Regions from separate parts of the Homo sapiens genome. Here region 1 is linked to region 2. The links are chromatin contacts, found by Hi-C in ENCODE. All regions are on one chromosome and are shown on one strand. The core of a region is the stretch at or near the end of the contact, and the rest is flanking DNA. Distances in the headings are between cores, read along the strand shown. Region 1 overlaps PACS2 (phosphofurin acidic cluster sorting protein 2). Region 2 has its middle 24 kb from the start of NUDT14.

The links. A loop is a pair of places that touch in the nucleus more often than their neighbours do. Pooled maps may share reads with other maps.
Region 1: a loop to region 2 is called in a map of Caco-2, with 15 times the contacts of the local background. The contact joins two enhancer-like sites. A Hi-C loop is called at or near these places in 11 of 168 maps with a recorded cell type or tissue (Caco-2, GM18951, K562 and 7 more) and 5 of 50 pooled maps.

Annotation. Positions count from the first base shown.
Region 1 is chr14:105,333,427-105,337,690 of GRCh38, forward strand. All of the region lies in intron 1 of PACS2 (phosphofurin acidic cluster sorting protein 2), which reads left to right. Among named protein-coding and RNA genes, the nearest start is that of PACS2, 21 kb to the left of the region's middle. RefSeq lists an enhancer at 4,134-4,264. Within about 2 kb of position 2,390, at least 7 of the 41 ENCODE cell types and tissues checked have a DNase peak (open chromatin) inside an H3K27ac peak, as active enhancers do; they include heart left ventricle, where a contact is called at or near this core.
Region 2 is chr14:105,203,187-105,207,286 of GRCh38, forward strand. No RefSeq gene overlaps it. Among named protein-coding and RNA genes, the nearest start is that of NUDT14, 24 kb to the left of the region's middle. Within about 2 kb of position 1,550, at least 10 of the 41 ENCODE cell types and tissues checked have a DNase peak (open chromatin) inside an H3K27ac peak, as active enhancers do; they include heart left ventricle, where a contact is called at or near this core.

The DNA of each region.
Region 1 (4,264 bases), core at 1,140-3,639, 130 kb after region 2:
AGACCCTCCTGGAAGCCAGTCCCTGGCCGTCCTGTCCTGCTGGGGGCACAGTGTCTCGGCAGAAGGTTCTGGCTGCTCCCTGGGGTGCTGGCTTGTGTCACCTGGCTTTGCTGGGTCCCAGTGACATGCAGTCTGGGGATGTTCCTGGGACCCGTTGGGCTTGCGGTGGCCACTTGGGAAAGCTGAGCACTGAAAGTGCCAAAACCTGGGACACCTTCTTGCAGGCCCACTCTTCAGCCTTTGCCCCGTGGGCCATTGGGGAGGGAGGAGGTGGGAGGTTTTGGCAAAGCAGCCCAAAGGTCCACACAGACCCAGGGCTGGCAACCGGCCCGGCCTGTCACCCTTCTCACTGAGGGTCACAGCCTGTGGCCCATGGCAGGGCTGCCCAGGACAGGGGCTTGGCCCCGGAGGCCTGCAGTGTGAGGCGTGGCCCACAGGCCTTCCCAGAGGGGGTTCTGGGAGCCTCCCCCAGCTGTCACACGCACCTGCCTGTGCCTCACCCGGGCTAAAATAGCCCCTGCACAGAAACGCCCTTGCTGGGCAGGGCCCATTCCTGCTGGGAGACACCTGTCAGGGCCCTTCCTGCCTGGGGCCATATGGAGTGTCCAGCCTGGGGGTGGTCGTGGGGTGTCGGGGGCCTGGGCCTGGATCCACGATGCCCTGTCTGGTCTAGAGCCTGGCCTGGCTTCCCCTTGGCGTGACTGCCCACAGGCAGTGGCCGCCGTCTGCTCAGCTGCATCCTCCTGCGTTGGGCTCATCTGTCTGCCTTCCCCTGACACCTCCTCCTGCCAGACTCCAGGGCCAAGGGAGTGGGCCCCGGCTGCAGAGGCAGTGCCAGCTAGCTGAGTGGGTCAGGCCACAGACCCCACCTGACTCCAGGGCAGCGTGGCCAGGAGAGCATTGGAAGGAGAGAGCTGTTCCCACCTTGAGGCTGACGCAGACCAGACCTGGCTCTGTCCTGAGCAGCAGAAAGTATGTGCAGGGCTTCACCCTCTTCCCTCTGTCTGTGTAGAGCTCCACCTGAGGCCCAGTGTGTGCGTAGAGTCCCACCTGAGGCCCAGTGTCTACGTAGAGCTCCACCTGAGGCCCAATATGTGCGTAGAGCTCCACCTGAGGGCCAGTGCCTACGTAGAGCTCCACCTGAGGGCCAGTATGTGCGTAGAGCTCCACCTGAGGCCCAGTGTCTACATAGAGCTCCACCTGAGGGTCCAGTGTGTGGGTAGAGCTCCACCTGAGGGCCAGTGTCTGTGTAGAGCTCCACCTGAGGGCCAGTGTGTGCTTGGTGCCCACAGCTGAGTTAGCCCAGGCTCGTGGTCATGCTCACAGGTGCACGTGGCCACACAAGTCACTGAGCACAGACCCAGATGGGATGCAGCTCATAACGTGCACTGCGGGGGGGAGCTGTGGCATCTTTTCCCAGAGCCCCTCTGGTCTGGCAGCCTCGGGAGTGTGTGCATGGTATGGGAGGTGGGAACAGAGCTGGGAGGGGCTCCCCTCCATGGGGTGGGGTTCCCCTCCAGCTGTTGGTGAGGCACACTGTACACCTGCACACCTGTGCCTGGGACTGTTGGGCTGGACGTGTAGGAACATGGAATGGCCCCTGGGCCTTCGGGTGACTGAGACAGAAGTACAGGCCCAGCAGGTCTGAGGACAGGGCCTCCTGATGACTGGACCCAGCCTGGACAATGGCCGGCAGCTCCCAGCCTTGCCACAGGCTGACTGGAATGCGTGGTGTGGTGGAGCCCAGCACTGAGGGCCGGACGTGTGTTTGCAGCATTGTTCTCACAGCCACCTCGGAGGCTTCCCTGCTCTGGGGCAGATGCCGTTGCTGGAGCCGTGGTGCTCCCAGAGGCACCCTGGGCTCAGCTCAGCCCCCATAGGCCAGTGCCTGGAGTGGCTGTGACGCTGTGGCCGGCGCCTGGCGTGGCTGTGACGCTGTGGCCGGCGCCTGGCGTGGCTCTGACGCTGTGGCCGGCGCCTGGCGTGGCTCTGACGCTGTGGCCGGCGCCTGGCGTGGCTCTGACGCTGTGGCCGGCGCCTGGCATGGCTGTGATGTGCTGACTCCGGCACCATCAGTTCCTTCCCCTATTCTGGGGCAGGTGGGGACCACCTCTTCACCCTCCCTCATGGGCAGGGCTGGCCTCTGCTGAGGTGGCCCCTCACTGGGCCCAGGCATGGAGACCCAGTGGTCCTAGCCCTCGGTGTAGTCTATCCATGAGGCACCTGGCTGAGCCTGTTCCTCTCACTCCACAGCAGCCTCCTTGGCCCTGACCACTGGCCAACGAGGACACTGAGAAGGCACCCTGACCTTCTGTCCTCATTAGCAGGGAGCAGCCATGTCCAGATAAGGCTGTACATCAGAGAAAGCTGAGTGAGGCTGGCAAGAGCTGGCAGCCGCCCTCGGCCGCCCGGGCGAGCCTTGGGACGGGCTGGGTGGTAAGTGCTGGTGATGCAGGAGCAGAGAGCCCCGTGGAACTCTCTCCATGAGGACGGCGGTGCCCTGGGGCCCAGCTACGAGGATGGCTGTGCAGGCACCTGGAGCCTGGGGATGGCAGGGCGTGGGCTGAGCATGTGGAGCACCAGCCTGTGACATTCCTCTGCCCAGGGGCAGCAGGGCACGGAGCGTGTGTGGCCAGCTGCCGCCACAGGCCCCCAGCTCCCACGCGGGCAGGCTCGCGACCGCACCAAGGGGGCAGCTCCTGGAGACAAAAGCTCCTCAGTTTTCCCTTCCAACAAAACACAGTCAGCAGGTTTGGGACCAGCTGCCTGGGGTCTTAACCATCTGTGCTCTGTGCGCGCCCCCACCCCCTTGCCTGCCTGGAGGAAAGTGGTGGGGTTGACATGCGCCTCGAGGGCCAGCCGGGCGCTGGTGCATTTCTCAGAAATCCGTGAAGTGCTCCCTTGTCCTGCTCGTGTTCTGTGCTGTCCTTGGGAGTGGCGCGGCCGCTTGCCAGGGCTGCAGAGTTGGCCACGCAGCCTCTCCAGGAGGCCTTGAGCCAAGCACAGGATGCAGCCCAGCAGTGGTGGCACCGTGGAGTGGCTGGGCGGAAGAGATCCTGGTCCACGCTGCTGTCTGGAGGGCAGGGTCCTCAGGTGACCAGAGTCCGTGCAGGAGCGAGTGAGGACAGGGCTGGGGCAGGCGGCAGGATGAGGCCGCCCAGAGCAACTCAGTGAGTGAATGAGTGAAAGCACGCACGCCCCATGCTCCAGCGGGGCCAGAGTGTGCTGTTGGGTGAGTCTGGCCTTCCTTCCTGGGGTTGTGGGCCCTACTTGTGGGAGGCCACTGTGGGGAGGGCGTCCTTGTAGAAGTGTTAATCAGAGTGAAAGCCAGTCCCTGTGCACTGCTGCTGGGAATGTAGCATGGTGCAGCTGTTGCGGGGAACAGGACGGCAGCCCCTCGGGAAATGAGACAGAGTTACCGTCAGAGTTACTGTGTGAGCTAGCAGTTGCACTTCTCAGTAGAACCCGGGAGCACTGACGCAGGGCCTCCAGGGGAGATCTCCACCCTGTGTTCACAGCAGCCTTACTCACGGTGACTGCGTGATGGACGCAGCCTGTATCCATCCTCGGACAAACAAGTCAGCACCATGTGGCCCTCCGCACCACCCAGCATCACTGGGCCCTCGGTCAGCACCGCGTGGCCCTCCACACTGTGGAATATTACTTAGCCCTGAAAAGGAAGGAAATGGACACAGGCTGCAACGTGGATGGAACTTGAGTATATTGTGCTGAGTGGAATAAGCCAGTCACAGGAGGACATGCACTGTATGATCCCATTTGTGTCAGGTCCCTAGAGTCATTGCATTCATAGGGACGGAGGTAGGATGGTGCAGCCTGGTGATGCCAGGGGCCGGGGAAGGTGGGAATGGGGAGTTGGGGTTGAATGGGTAGTTTCAGTTGCGCAAGGTGAAGAGAGTTCTCGGGATGGATGGCGGTGAGGGCTGCACAACAGCATCCACGCACGTAGTGCCACTGACCTGCACACTGAAAAATGGTTCAAACGGCAAGTTTTACGTTATATTTACCACAATAAAAAAGAGAAATAGACATCGTCAAGCTGTTCTCCAAAATAAGGCTGTCACCGTTTACCTTCCTACCAGAAAAAAACAGTTAAGTCCCAAAGCCAGGGGGAGCACCAGTGTTAACCTCCTGGGTTGGGGCTGGCTGAGCCCGTGGCTATGCCTCCCTGGGCTTAGGTGGCAACCCTGCGAGGAGCTTGGGCCTCTCGTCTTTTGGGTTCCTGTTCAAAATGGGAAGTGGTCTC
Region 2 (4,100 bases), core at 300-2,799:
CACTGGGCAGGCCGGTCCCGCAGGAGCCTGGATCCCGGGTGCCCATCCCTCAGCGGGTCCACGTCAGCCTGCTGTGTCTCGCTACCACCTCCAAGCTCCATGGGAGAACCACAGGGCGGCCCCCACCCACCATCACCCAGCTGTGGGGGCTGGGAAGGGCGTGCTCCACACTCCTTTGCCCGACTCCCTCAAACCAGGGGAGCGGGTGGCAGTCCCTGGTGGCAGACTCAGACTCTAGACAGTGACAAAAGAGCCCCCATTTCTGGCCCCAGGCCCAGCAGCTCCTCATGCAGCAGCCCCTGCCCCACCTGGAACAGGACCAGAGAGCAGCAGCAGGCCTAGAAGAGGGCTTCTGTCAGTGTCTTGGAGGACACTGGGGGACAGACGGTGGAAAGAGGGGCTGGGAGGTGGAGGGAGGGGATGGGGGGGAGGTGAAGGGAGGGGTGGGGGATGGGGAGCAGGAGGCAGAGGGAGGGGTGGGGGCATCCTCAGGGGCTGCCCGGCATCTGCCCTCGCAGAACCTCTCATTCAGTGAGAGACCCTGCAGGTGTCCCTTGCTGCCCCAGTAATGCTCAGCCCAGGCCCAGGATTCCTGACCCACCCTGGCTGGGCTGACCAGGGGCCTGTTTGGCAGAGGGGCAGACGTGGGCAACAGAAGGCACCTGGGGGTTGGGGGAGCCTGGGACTGTCTGCTGTCCCCTATTCCAGGGGCCTGGGCAGTGGGGGGGTCACGCTGGAGTGCTCACCCAGCCTGGCGCTGCCTCACTCCCCGAACTGCCAGGAAGCTCACCTCACTCCCCACTCTGTGGCCGAGGGATGGAGCAGGTGCCAGGTCACACAGCACTGGTGTGGGCTGGGTGACCATCAGGTGCTGGAGTTACCAGACACAAGCCCCCAGACCATCCCTCCCCGCTGCATCTGTGGGGAGTGGCTGCAGGGGCAGGCCTGGTGACTCCTGGGCCCTGTCACAGTGCCCCTGTGAGGAGAAACTACCATGAGCATCCCCAGCCAGGTGCGGTGGCTCACACCTGCAGTTCCAGCTACTCTGGGGGCCGAGGCAGGAGGATCGCTGGAGCCCAGGGATTTAAGGCCAGCCTGGGCAACATAGCATGACTCAATCTCAAAAAGAAATTTAAAAATTAGAAAGATCACCCACAGGCCCACAAGTGTCCGAGGGCTCAGCCACCATGTGGGTGTGGACTGCGGCCAGTTGTCTGCCCCAACCGGGCCCGACACCCTGAGCTGGTCCAGAGGCTCCCGGCCCTCAGCATCTGTGCATCCAGGTGTGGGTCTGGGTACACACGCTCAAGCCCGTGCACATGGTGGTGGGATGGGTGCGAGCAGACGTGTGTGCGGATGAATGTGTGTACGTGTACACGCGTACTGGGTGTGCATGAATAGCGGCCATGTAGGAGGGTGTGGTGTGCATGGAAGGGCACTCACAGGTGTGCACAGGCACACGTACGTAAGGGCATTATGCATTTCTCTGTGGATGGTCACATGCCTGCACACGTGTGCCCCTGAGGCTGCCAGCTCCGTCCTCTCTCTGGCTGGCTGACTCTAGCTCAGCAGCCAGCAGCCAGCAGCCAGCAGCCCACGTGGCCCTCAGCCCCTGCCCTGCCCTCCCCTCTGGCATGCGGGCAAAGGTGACTTGGACTTGGCAGAGGGCAGGAAACTCCAGGAAAGCTCTGTGGCTGCATGAGTGGGCCGAACCCGCCCACTATGCCCCACCTGAAATTGGGCAGGACATGCGCGCTTCCTGCCCACTGGCCCTGAGCGGTATGTGCTGAGCTGGGGTAGGTGGGTGAACAGAGGGGCCTGGCTGGCCTTGGGTCCTGGCCCTTGGTCCCACAAAGTTCCCAGTACACAACACCAAACTCCACACTAGGACAGGGGTCCAGGATGCTCCAAGGATGCCCGGGCATACGTGTGCACTCATGGATGCACGCACACTCACATGCAGATGTGCTCCATCCCCACAAAGGGCCGGCCCCTGGCTGGTGCACGCCAAGCACAGTGGGGGTACACGAGAGGCCTGCGGACTGTGGAAGGCTGGGGAAGTTGGGGTATCCCTGGCAGAGACCACGGCGGCTGGCTGCCAGTCACACTCCCAGCCTGAAGTAGATCTTACCACATCTGGGGACAGCCCCGGGCCATGGGAGAACCTCCAGGGCTCTGCCCCTCCAGTGCCAACAGAGGCTCCCCAGGGCCCAGCTCTGCTTACCCAGGGTCCTTGGGGTTCCTTGGTCCTGTGCCCCTCCCCCGTGGGGCCCGCTGCTGCCTCTGCCCTTGCAGAGCCTCAGACGTGTGGTGGGAGGCCAGGGGCGGGGAGAGGCCATGCAGGTGCCCCCTCCCACCCCAGCAATGCTCCGGCTTTGCAGCCCTGAGCCTGCTGGGGGACCCCTCCCCAAGGCACCAGAAGAGAAAGAGGCCGCCCAGGCCAGCAGCCGGAAGGACCGAGCCCCAAGTAAAACATCCAGCCAGCCTCCACGAGGACACACTGCCAGGGCTGGGGCCACAGCCTTCTGCAGCCCCGACTCCCACTGCCGCCCTTGAGGCCCTGCCCCTGCTCTTGGCAGCTCTGGGCAGATGCCAGCCTGCCTTGAACACTCAGCCCAGGCAGGCAGCTCAGGCCAGTGGGGAGGGGAGTGTCTGGCCCCCTCTGCCACACAGGGAGCAGCAGCTGGGCTGGACCTGCCTGGGGCCCGACTCTGAAGCTGCCAATCCGCCCACCTGCTGGTGCCCCCAACCTCGCTCCAAGCCACAGGGTAAGGCTCTAGGCGCCCACCCAGCATGAGGCAGCCAGCTGCAGAGGGTGCTGGCCACACTCGCTCCTCTTCCCCTGCTCCTCAGCACTAGACAGAGGCTGCTGGGTCATCCGCTGTCAGCTGTGCTGGACATGGGAACTGCTCCCTCTGGCACTTGGAGTCTCCTGCAAAGCACCTGCGCTCAGGAAGGCCTGGAGACAACCAGCGCCCCTGCAGGGACTTGAGGAAGCCAAAGTCAGGGGCACAGATGCCCGGCCTGTCCCTCCCCTGGCCAGCGTGGTCCACACCCATACGGCTGGACCAAATGAGCATGGGTCAAGATTGTGGGCAGGCATGGCAGCCCCTCTACAGTTGGGGTACAGGGATTGTGGGCAGGCATGGCAGCCCCTCTACAGTTGGGGTACAGGGGTGTGGGCAGGCATGGCAGCCCCTCTACAGTTGGGGTACAGGGATTGTGGGGAGGCATGGCAGCCCCTCTACAGTTGGGGTGCAGGGGTGTGGGCAGGCATAGCAGCCCCTCTACAGTTGGGGTACGGGATTGTGGGCAGGCATGGCAGCCCCTCTACAGTTGGGGTACGGGATTGTGGGCAGGCATGGCAGCCCCTCTACAGTTGGGGTACGGGATTGTGGGCAGACATAGCAGCCCCTCTACAGTTGGGGTACAGGGATTGTGGGGAGGCATGGCAGCCCCTCTACAGTTGGGGTGCAGGGGTGTGGGCAGGCATAGCAGCCCCTCTACAGTTGGGGTACGGGATTGTGGGCAGGCATGGCAGCCCCTCTACAGTTGGGGTACAGGGGTGTGGGCAGGCATGGCAGCCCCTCTACAGTTGGGGTACGGGGTGTGGGCAGCATGGCAGCCCCTCTACAGTTGGGGTACGGGCTGTGGGCAGACATGGCAGCCCCTCTACAGTTGGGGTACAGGGATTGTGGGCAGGCATGGCAGCCCCTCTACAGTTGGGGTACAAGATTGTGGGCAGGCATGGCAGCCCCTCTACAGTTGGGGTACAAGATTGTGGGCAGGCATGGCAGCCCCCTGCAGTTGGGGTACAGGGGTGTGGGGCGTGGCCCAGCTTGTTCTCTGGGTCAGGGAGTGAGGTCACTGGGCAGACATCCCTAAGGACTTGGCAAGGAGCCCAGAGGCGGCAAAGGGTCAGATCTCGTGCCCCACCCTCCAACTCTGGCTCAAGGGGATTCCTCCAGGGGGCTCTCCCCACCCCAGCTCCATGGGCTGCAAAGAAGGAGCCATCCAGGCACAGAACAGCTGGACCAAGACAATGGAGCTCAGGGCCGGCTGTGGTGGAGCCTCGGGCCTGACCCAGTCCTGAGCCCCAC